Regions from separate parts of the Mus musculus genome. Here region 1 is linked to region 2. The links are chromatin loops, found by intact Hi-C in ENCODE. Cell type or tissue: heart. All regions are shown on one strand. Each heading gives the region's core, and the rest is flanking DNA. Links, peaks and the distances in the headings are about the cores only. Region 1 holds the start of Sae1 (SUMO1 activating enzyme subunit 1). Region 2 holds the start of Ap2s1 (adaptor-related protein complex 2, sigma 1 subunit).

Region 1 (5,375 bases), core at 239-5,238, 350 kb before region 2:
TTCCCTGCAACCAGAGTTACAGGTGGTTGTGAGTCATCACGTGGTTGAGGGGGAATGAAATCTGACCCTACTTCCAAGAGCTGCTCTCTCGGTCCTACCCTCCCCACTTTAAAAGTAAGGGTCTCATTATGTAGATCATGTGGCCTAAAGCTCACTGGGAATAAAGGTATATGCCACCATGCCAAGGCCTTGAACTTCTGATCTTCCTGCACTTACCTTTCAAGGGCTAAGATTACAGACATGCACTAACACATCTTGCTTATATGGTGTCTCCCTCCCTCCTCAGCCTCCTGAATACTGGGATTACAATGTCCAGCTTTCTGGTTTGATTGGGGTGTTTATGTAGACCTAGCCTGCCTCTGATAGGATCAAAGCTTGTATCACCATGCCTGACAGTGTTTTTGTTTTTTAAGATTGTATTTATTTACTTATTATATGTAAGTATACTGTCGCTATCTTCAGACACTCCAGAAGAGGGTGTCAGATTTCGTTATGGATGGTTGTGAGCCACCATGTGGTTGCTGGGATTTGAACTCCGGAGCTTCAGAAGAGCAGTCAGGTGCTCTTACTCACTGAGCCATCTCACCAGCCCGTGTTTTGGTTTTTGAGGTTAGGTGTCCCTGTACAACTCACGATGGCATTGAACTACTCTGTACTGAAGATTAACTTTGAGCCCACTCCTCCATCCTCAGCCTCCTAAGTGCTGCAATGTCAGGTGTATGTACGACACTACCCTAGAGCCTTATCACTATGGAACTTTATTATTTATGAATATTGCTCTTAGTCCCCATCAAAACATAAGCTTCAAGTTGGGAAGGAGCCTATTTAGTTCAATAAAAAATGCTCAAGGAGCCCAAGTAAGATGCCTCACCAAGTAAAGTGCTTGTCTCAAATGCCTGGGGGACACCTGGCAACCTGAGTTTAGACCTCAAAAATCTACATAAAGGAACTGACTTCACAAAGTTGTCCTTTGGCATCCACATCAACACCATGGAAAACGTACAGAGAAGTCAAAACATAAAATTCTAAAACCTCTCCCCCAAAAAATGCTCCCCCCAAAAATGCCTAGGGAGCCAATGTGTGATGATGCATGTATTTATCTCAGCACTTAAGACAAGTAAGATCTCTGCAAGTTCAAAGCCAGCCTAAGCTATAAAAACAATTACCTTTGGAGTTTGTTTTGATTTGAGTCAGGATCTCACTGTGGTAGCCCTGGCTGTGTTGGAACTACATAGCTCAGACTAACCTCGAACTCACAGACATACTCCTGCCTCTGCCTCAGGAGTACTAGAATTAAAAATATGAACAACCATATCCCCACAAAATATAATTTATAACTTGAATATGTTAAGGAAGCCAGGCGTGATGGCACGTGCCTTTTTAATCCCTGTACTCATTCGGGATGCAGAAGCAGGCAGATCTCTGAGTTTGAGATCGTCTACAGAGCGAGGCCCAGGACAGCCAGGGCCACAGAGAGAAACCTGGTCTGGGGGAAGGGGAAAGAAAAACAAACAAACAAACAAACAACCCAACGTCTGTAGCTGTGTGCTGAATAAATTGGGCCACTCTGCGCCTCTCCAGGGGTCCCTTTGTCAGGACTTGCCCTCAAGCACTCCTCTAGAGGAGCCTGTGGGGTTTGTCAAGTCCCCAGGGCGTCCAACACAGGTTCCCATGCATAGAAATTAATGAGCTCAGCCCGCCACCCCCCTATTTTGCACTAATGCTCACCCCACTTAGACCCTACAAGCCTCACCTAAATCCCACCATCACCAGGTACTGACACCGAGGGAGCCTCAAGTTCAAATCCTCCCTCTCCCCCGCCTCCTCCAAGGACACTCTCAATACTACACAGGGGACATCTCCACCTCCGGTACTTTGCAGAAACACCGTCCATTCGTCAGTTCTGAAGCACTAGGAAACCCAAGTGCAGCAATCCCGCCTCCGCTCCACAACAGGGCCGCACCCACTCCCTCAGGGCCCACACGCCGGCCCGCAGGATGCCCGCGGCGCCCCTCACCGCTTCTGGGCCTCCAGTCCCCACAGGCGGATCTGTCGGTCATACTGCGCTGCCTCCTCCTCGCTGATGCCACCGCCGCCGCCGCCGCCAGCCTCCTCCTTCTCTACCATGGCGCCGGCTTTCAGCTCACCCGCTCCCGCTCTCGCTAACCGCCAGCAGCGAGTCCGTGCACCGGGGACGCGCTTGCGCCTGCGCAGAGAGCCGCGCCTGCGCAGTGCCACCTCCGTGCTTTGCGGGAGACCACGTGGATACCGAAGACTCCAAGGCCCGCTCGCTGCCCCATCACGTGATGGAGACGCCAATCAATCCCGGAGAGGAAAAAGAAAAAAAAAGAAAAGTGGCGGGTGTTTTGATTCCTCGAGGATGTCCACGCGGTCATTTATGAAGCGGATCTGGATCGAGTTGTCACCGGGATTCCAGCATCGATGGTGTGGTGAAATAAAGATACTACTTTAAAATAACAACACATGGAGCTCACTACCTATTGAGGCGAAAAAAATAAAACAAAAGAAAGCTAGACTTTCCTCCTGGACAGAAAAAGAGGAAGGACTCCTCTCTGCCCTCTCCTCTCCTGACACATTCTCAAATCCTTATGTAAGATGCAAGACTCAAATTGATCATGGTGGGCTATGCCTGTAATCACAGCTTTTGGACAAAAATAAGTGAAAGGAATCAAAAGTTAAAGGCCAGCCTGGGTTACATGAGATCCTGTTAACAGAAGCAAACCTAAATTTATGAGCTCGTGCCTGTAATCCCAGCATTCATGCCTTCACAAGGCTGAAGTAGGAGAATTACTACGAATGAGATCCTGTCTCAAAACCGTCAAGGACTGAAAAGATGGCTCAGTAAAGTGCTTGCCTGAGTTTAATATCTATATTCCTATTTAAAACAAAAACAAAACAAACAAACAAACAAATTTGTAGTGCAGATTTGTAATCCCAGCACTTGGGAGAAGGTTTTCTGGGCCTTGCTCAGACCCACACTTATCTAACCAACAAACCCATATCCCAATGAAGATATCCTGGGTCAAAAACCAAGGCTGATGCTGGGTGATGATGGCTGCCCAGAGCTTTAATCCCAGCACTCTGGAGGCAGAGGCAGGAAGATCTCTGAGTTGGAGGCCAGCCTGGTCTACAGAGTGAGTTCCAGGACAGCCAGGGCTATATAGAGAAACCCTGTCTCAAAAAACAAAAACAAACAAACAAACAAACAAACAAAAAAGAGTTCAAAGCTGGGGCTGGAGAGATGGCTCAGTGGTTAAGAGCACTGACTACTCTTCCAGAGGTCCTGAGTTCAATTTTCAGCAACCACCTGGTGGCTCACAACCATCTCTAATGGGATCTGATGCCCTCTTCTGGTGTGTGTTTGAAGACAGCTACAGTGCACTCACATAAATAAAATTAATAAATAAATCTTTAAAAAAAGAGAGAGAGTTCAAAGCTGGGGCTGGCGAGATGGCTCAGCAGTTAAGAACACTGACTTCTCTTCCAAAGGTTCTGAGTTCAAATCCCAGCAACCACATGCCCTCCTCTAGTGTGTCTGAAGATAGCTACAATGTACTAAGATATAATAATAAATAAATCTTTAAAAAAAAAAAAACAGAGTTCAAAGCCAGTCTGGACCACATAGCAGGACTCTACCTCAAAAAAAAAAAAAATTAGAATAAATCCCAGTATGGTTACACATGCCTTTAATATGCCTTTAATAGCAGCACTTGGAAGGCAGAGGCAGGTGGATCTGTGAGTTGAGGCTAGGCTGATCTACATAGCAGCTCCAGACCAACCAGTGGACTGCAAATGTGAGGATTTAAATTTGGTTCTTTAGAAAGCCAGATTTGGTAGTCAGCATGTCTTCAATCCCAGCACTCACACCTAGAGATAGGAAGCAAAGACAGACTCCCCCAGCCTGGTATATGCTGCAATGAAAAAGGGATGTGAGCCAGTCGGTGCTCTTAACCGCTGAGCCATCTCGCCAGCCCCAGCTTTGAACTCTCTCTCTCTTTTTTTTAAAGATTTATTTATTAATTTTATTTATGTGAGTGCACTGTAGCTGTCTTTAGACACACACCAGAAGAGGGCATCAGATCCCATTAGAGATGGTTGTGAGCCACCAGGTGGTTGCTGAGAATTGAACTCAGGACCTCTGGAAGAGCAGCCAGTGCTCTTAACCACTGAGCAATCTCTCCAGCCCCAGCTTTGAACTCTTTGTTTGTTTGTTTGTTTGTTTTTGTTTTTCGAGACAGGGCTTCTCTATATAGCCCTGGCTGTCCTGGAACTCACTCTTTAATCCCAGCACTCGGGAGGCAGAGGAAGGCAGATCTCTGAGTTTGAGGCCAGCCTGGTCTACAGAGTGAGTTCCAGGACAACCAGGGCTACACAGAGAAACCCTGTCTTGTAAAACAAAACAAAACAAAACAAAACAAAACAAAACAAAACAAAAAAGGGATGTGGTCTTATTCAAGGTGGGAGATAAAGACTGACACTAGAGGTTATCCTCTGACCTCCACAGGTTGGATGAGACACTGATAAGCTCACATACACCACACACAATATTGTAAATGATAACAACACTTCCTCAACCAATGCTTTTGAAAGCAACCGTAATTAAATATATACAGAGAGAGAGAGAGAGGAGAGAGAGATACACACATTCACACACGCTTTCACATGCACTCACAAATAAAATAATACCAAAAACCTTGGAAGTTAGTGGTTGTTTATTAAAAGAGCAATTGATGGGAGAAGGAAATGGATAGAAGAGGATAATGAGGGCTGGCAACTATGATGGGATAACATTATGTGTATGTATGGAATCGTCAAAAAAATTAAAAATACTTAGCAGGGTAGTGGTGGTGCATGCCTCAGGAGGCAGAGGCATGAGGATCTCTGAGTTTCAGGCCAGTCTGGTCCACAGAGAGCATTCCAGGACAGCCAGGGCTACACAGAGAACACTGTCAAGAAAAGCCAAGAGCTGGAGAGATGGCTCAACAGCTAAGAGCACTGACTACTCTCCCGGAGGTCCTGAGTTCAAATCCCAGCAACCACACAGTAGCTCACAACCATCCATAATGAGATCTGATGCCCCTCTTCTGGTGTGTCTGAAAATAGCTACAGTGTACTTACATATAATAAATAAGTACATCTTTTTTAAAAATGCATGTGTAAGCCGGGCGTGGTGGCACATGCCTTTAATCCCAGCACTCGGGAGGCAGAGGCAGGTGGATTTCTGAGTTCGAGGCCAGCTTGGTCTACAGAGTGAGTTCCAGGACAGCCAGGGCTATACAGAGAAACCCTGTCTCAAAAAACCAAAAACCAAAAACAAAAACAAAAACAAACAAAAAAGCATGTGCACACACACA
Region 2 (5,375 bases), core at 283-5,282:
GACAGATGCACTGGCTGCAACGTTCCTCCAAAAGCGTGGAGGATTAGGCATGTCCACGATTTAAAATAAAGAATGCTGTTTTATGCTAATTACTCAGGAATCGTATGAGGAATCGCCAAAGGTGTGTTACTGGGAAAGTGAGGCAAAAAGTACAGGAGAGCCATGGAGTAAATACGGACAACATGGTGGGGGCGGGAGCCTGGCTGCCTCTGCTATGGGGCTGCTTATGATGAGGGTGCTGGCTCTTCTATTAGGAACATATTTACTTATTTATTTTATTTATTTACTTATTTAATGAGTATACTGCAGCTGTCTTCAGACGCAGCAGAAGAGGGCATAGGATTCCATTACAGATGGTTGTGAGCCACCGTGTGGTTGCTGGGAGTTGAACTCAGGACCTCTGGAAGAGCAGTCAGTGCTCTTAACCACTGAGCCATCTCTCCAGCCCCACTGGACCACGCATCTTAAACTCCCCGTCCAGCTTCATCAAAACTAGAAGGAAAGCAATAGAAGAGCAGCTGGCAGGCCAGAGTACCAACCGCTTTCTGCAGGACATATTCGTAAGTGATGTAGACGAAGAGAAAGGGAGGAGACAGGACCAATTACTAGGTTTATCCGCTTGTTCAGTGGTTCACTTAAAGTGCTGTCTGTACTGCTTAATTAGTAAGTGTGACATCACTCACCACCTGGGACAGAATAACCTGGAGACACAGCTCAAACAACCTGGGTGGTTGCCCTGCCACTGAAGCCACACAGGCTTCCCTAAAACTCTCCCTCCACTGCCCCACCTTGTGGCTTTAGGGTATAAAATGAGAATACCAACCAGACCTGGGAGGGAAACCTTCCTGCAGCTCACCTGCTTAGGTCCACCAGGGCTCTCTTCCATGCTCATTGGTGCTGGGGCTTATTCCAGGAAGAGCCCCACACGCACAAGGACATTCTCCCCTTGCTTTTCTCTTTACATCTTTTAAATTTATCCTCTGTGCTTCTGTGTGTATGTTAGTGCTGTGTGTGTGTTAGTGTGTGTTAGTGTTGTATATGTGTTTGTGTGTGTGCATGTGTTTGTGTGCATGTGTGTGTGAGAGAGTGTGTGTGTGTGTGCATGTGTGTGTGTGAGTGTGTGTGTGCATGTGTGTGTGTGTGAGAGAGAGTGTGTGTGTGTGTGTGAGTGTGACACAAGGACTTTCTCTCCTTACTTTTCTCTTTACATCTTTCAAATTTATCCTCTATGTTTCTGTGTGTGTTTGTGAATGTACGTTAGTGTTGTGTATGTGTTTGTGTGTGTGCATGTGTGTGTGCATGTGTGTGAGTGTGTGCATGTGTGTATGTATGTGAGAGAGAGAGAGAGAGAGAGAGAGTGTGTGTGTGTGTAAATCAGAGGACAACACAAGGACTTTCTCTCCTTACTTTTCTCTTTACATCTTTCAAATTTATCCTCTATGTTTCTGTGTGTGTTTGTATATGTATGTTAGTGGTGTTTATGTGTGTGTGTGTTTGCGTGTGTGTGTGTGTGTGTGTGTGTGTGTGTGTGTATGCGTGAGAGAGAGAGAGTTTGTGTGTACGTCAGAGGACAACTGGAGAGGGCAACTGGAGAGAGTCAGTTCTCTCCTTCCTCCATACAGGTTCTAGTGATTGAACACAGGTCATCGTCAGGCTTGGCAGCAGTTGTCTTTATCCACTGACCTATTTGCCTCGTTCAGGTTTTAGAATTTTGAGACAAAGTCTGACTCTGTAGTCGAGGCTAGCCAGAGAGTCCCTATATAGTACAGGATAGCCTTAATCCATACCAGTACACTTCCATGGATTTACAGACACTGTGTCTAGCCCAATTCCTATCTTTATTTTATTTTATGTACATATGTAGTTATATTTATGAGAAAACCTACATCCCTAAGCTCAACTAAATAGAGCACTGCGTAAGCATAGAAAGGCAGTTAGTTACATTTTTAGGTCCACAGCGTAATGACTTGTTTAACACTATTTCTGCTGGGCATCAGTGGTGCATACCTTAAGTCCAGGTAAGCAGATCTCTGAGTTCAAGTCCAGCCTGGTTTACAGAGTGAGTTCCAAGACAGCCAGGACTACATAAGAAACCATGTCTCAAAAGTAAAATAAAATAAAATAACCTACTTTTCCTAAGACTGGTGTGGTGGCATATGCCTATACTGTAGCCCCTTTGGTGGCAGAAGCTGCAGGATCAGGACTCCAACTGATCCTCCCCTACAAGGCTAGTCCTAGGCCAGTCCGGGATACATAAAACCCTGAGCTTAGGGGCTGGTGAGATGGCTCAGCGGTTAAGAGCACCAACTGCTCTTCCAAAGGTCCTGAGTTCAAATCCCAGCAACCACATGGTGACTCACAACCATTGGTAACGAAATCTGATGCTCTCTTCTGGAGTATCTGAGTACAGCTACAGTGTACTTACATATAATAAATATTTTTTTAAAACCCGAGTTTAAAGGAAAAAAAAAATCACTGGAGGGAAGAGTGAAACATGCCTTCTGAACGTGACAGAGATGATGCCAAACCTTACAGCAGCTGGGAGTTACTGCTCAAGGCCTGTAGGAGACCAGGCCCATCAGCATTTCACCACAGGTGGGCACGGATTGAGATGCTGGAGAGAAGACTCAGTGTTTAAGAGCTTTTGCTACTCTAGCAGATTCGGCTCCCAAACTCCAGTTCCTAGGTTCTTATGCTGTCTTCCACCTCTGTGGACACTGCAGGCATACTATAGACTTACCTACATGCAGGTGAGAACTCAAATACATAAAATAAGCAAAAAATTAAAAACCAGTCGCCGAGGGTGCGAGGGTCATATTCCCAGTAGTGTATTCTGTTAAAAGATGCCCATGCCCAAGTAAGTAACGCTCACATCCGCAACCCCAGATCAATGCCGTGGGTCACACGCTCCGCAAGAAAAACATACATGAAAAAAGGAACACTTTGGGGAAGAAAGGGTTTTGGTGGAGGAGAAAGAAGTAAGCTAATAATAATGGGGAAATATTATCAAAGCACATTATATGTTATAATTTAAAGCAAAGTTGAAAAGAAAAAACTACTATTCCCAGCATGTCCTTGCTGGTAGCTTTGGGATCGAGGAGCACTAGAACCACATTTCCCGAAATGCAACGCTCACTCAGTCTACTTTTAACCTATGGAAATTGTCCTTATTCAGAGTCCTTCATCCACAATGCATTTGGTACTCGCATTTGGCGACTAGGTCTCTTGATAGGAAAAAGGGCAGTCGCAGAGCATGCTGGGAAGGCGTTAGACCGGGGCCACCCTTGCCAACGCGTGCGTTTAAACTACAACTCCCAGAGGGCCGTGCCCGAGAAGGAAGGCGGGTTCTCCTGCCGGAAGTCAGTTCTAGCCCTGGGCCCCACAACTGCAAGCAGAGCCGGAGCCGCCCTGTTACAGCGGGACCCGGGCCTCTGGGGTCCAGACAGGGGTCGCCATGGTAACGGGGGGAGCGTCGTACCGGGGACAGGCAGAGGGGGGTGGTTCACGTACGGTCCCCGGGGTTTCGGTTTGGAGGTGACAAGCTTCCTCCTGCTGCGGATGATCCGGGCCGGGCGCGGGTTCTCGGGATTGGGGTCAGGAATGGGGATCAGGGGCTGGATGCTGCGCTGCGGGGTGTGCTTGTGGTTCCAAGCAAAGGATTTGGAGGGGAAGGAGTGTCCAGGGGAGGGACTGCCTTGGTGGGAGACATTTGGGGGTGATTTTGAAACCACAGAGGCGGGAGAAGATATTGGAGATGAGGAAGGGATGATGGAAAAGAACCAGAGACTCTACAGACAGGGTAGAGAGGGTTCCTTATGAGAAGGAAGGAGCTGGTTTTAAGGAGAGCTAGTGTTGGGGCAAATTGGATATGGCCAGGGTAGATGCTCTCCAGGGGAAGAAGAGGACCCTGGAGGCCGGAAGTTAGCCCCTGTAGGATTAGAGTTAGGCTGCTGCAAGAGGAGAGAGGGCTGTAGCAGTAGAAAGTGGATTCTAGAAGAAAATGGGGAGCAACTGAACAGAATGTTCCACAGAGGAGAGGTCCGGGGTGCAGAGTAGACTTGGAGGCGTCACATTTGAGGAGGGGGAGCTTTGGGAGAAGGGCTGAGCACTGGATTTAGGGGAACCTCCACCTCCAAGACGGGCCTTTTGGAACTAAGAGTTCTTTGGATAGGGACTTGGAGAAGAAGACTTGGGAGGGGGATGTCAGAACAGGAGGTGAGTAGAGGTCTTGGAGGTTCGATGCGACCTTTGTAAAAAGGGAGGCCAGCCTTGGACAGGGAGAAGGGGTGCTTGTAATGAAGGACAGGTGAAGCTTCCCGGAGTCGGGGCCAAAGGTGCTGGGGTCAGGGGGATGGAGGTTACAACGAACAATGTGGGGAGGTGGTCGGGAGGCTCCCTGAGGGTACAGCAGAGGGATGGATGTAGGGACTAGGGGCTGCTCAGATGTGTTCCCAGGAGTGAAACGATTCTCATTGAGGGAAACAGAAAGAAGTATTGGTTGAAGTGGGGTAGGACACAGAGGGCTTAACTCAGCCTTGCTTCCAGCTGTTCTTCCCTTCTGCTCCTGTGCCCACCCCCTTCCCTTCCTGGGTTTCCCTGGCTCAGCAGAAGTAGTTCTTGGAAGGGGCATGTAACATCCTGTTTGTGGTTTTCTGCTTAGGTTGAATAAGGCAGATAGGTTGAGGGAAGAATGAGGCTCGGGAAAGACCATGGAAGCCAGTAAAGAATCCAGGGCTCAGGGTAAAGACTTGGAGGAACTAGCTCTGCTTTCTGGTTGTGATAACTATGGGTCTTAGCTTTGTCATCTGTAAAATGGGCAAGAGCATATATGACTGGACAGACAGGGCTTCAAACTAGGCTTCCCAGCAGGGAACCCTTGAGCCCTGATTTTCCCCTTTCCGTTTCCCCCCTCAGTACCTAGGATTGAACCCCGGTAGAGGATTGAACCTGGGGTCTTGGGCATGCTGCTTGGGTATTTTACCTTCAGCTAAATTTTCAGCCTTGTGGTTTCTTTCTCTCTCCTTCCCTCCTTTCTCTTCCTCCCGTTCTGTGCGCTCTCGAGTTGGCTCTCTCTCTTCTTTCTTCTCTCTCTCTCCCTTTTTGTTTGTTTGTTTGTTTGTATTGAGGATGAAACCCAGGGCCTTGTACATGGTTGTAAGTCTAGTACATCTCCTGCCACTGAACTACATCTCTGTCTTTCCTGTTTTTTTATTCTCATTTTACGTTACGTATGTAGAGGTCAGAAGTGACTTGCCCAGTCATTCCTCTCCTTCCACCATGTGGATCTCAGGGATCAAACTCAGGTCTTTGGGCTTGTCAACCTGTACCCACTGAACCAGCTCACCAGCAGTTTTGTTTTGTTTTGTTTGTTTTGT

The links. A loop is a pair of places that touch in the nucleus more often than their neighbours do. Peaks named below come from ENCODE experiments on the same cell type or tissue, not always from the same donor. Only the 100,000 strongest peaks of a DNase experiment are listed, where the experiment ranks them.
Region 1: a loop joins it to region 2, with 2.2 times the contacts of the local background. A loop is called at or near these places in 2 of 42 quality-filtered maps.

Annotation. Positions count from the first base shown.
Region 1 is chr7:16,385,624-16,390,998 of GRCm38, forward strand. It overlaps Sae1 (SUMO1 activating enzyme subunit 1), which reads right to left and starts at 2,273. Exons shown (of 9, transcript NM_019748.3): 1 at 2,018-2,273. The coding sequence starts at 2,127. In heart, for the core only: a CTCF peak has its summit at 2,378; a DNase peak (open chromatin) is centred at 2,238; H3K4me3 peaks cover 2,118 bases; H3K27ac peaks cover 1,535 bases.
Region 2 is chr7:16,735,082-16,740,456 of GRCm38, forward strand. Ap2s1 (adaptor-related protein complex 2, sigma 1 subunit) reads left to right here and starts at 3,363. Exons shown (of 5, transcript NM_198613.2): 1 at 3,363-3,457. The coding sequence starts at 3,455. In heart, for the core only: no CTCF peak of the experiment used is centred there; DNase peaks (open chromatin) are centred at 2,870, 3,240, 4,447 and 4,547; H3K4me3 peaks cover 2,233 bases; H3K27ac peaks cover 1,550 bases.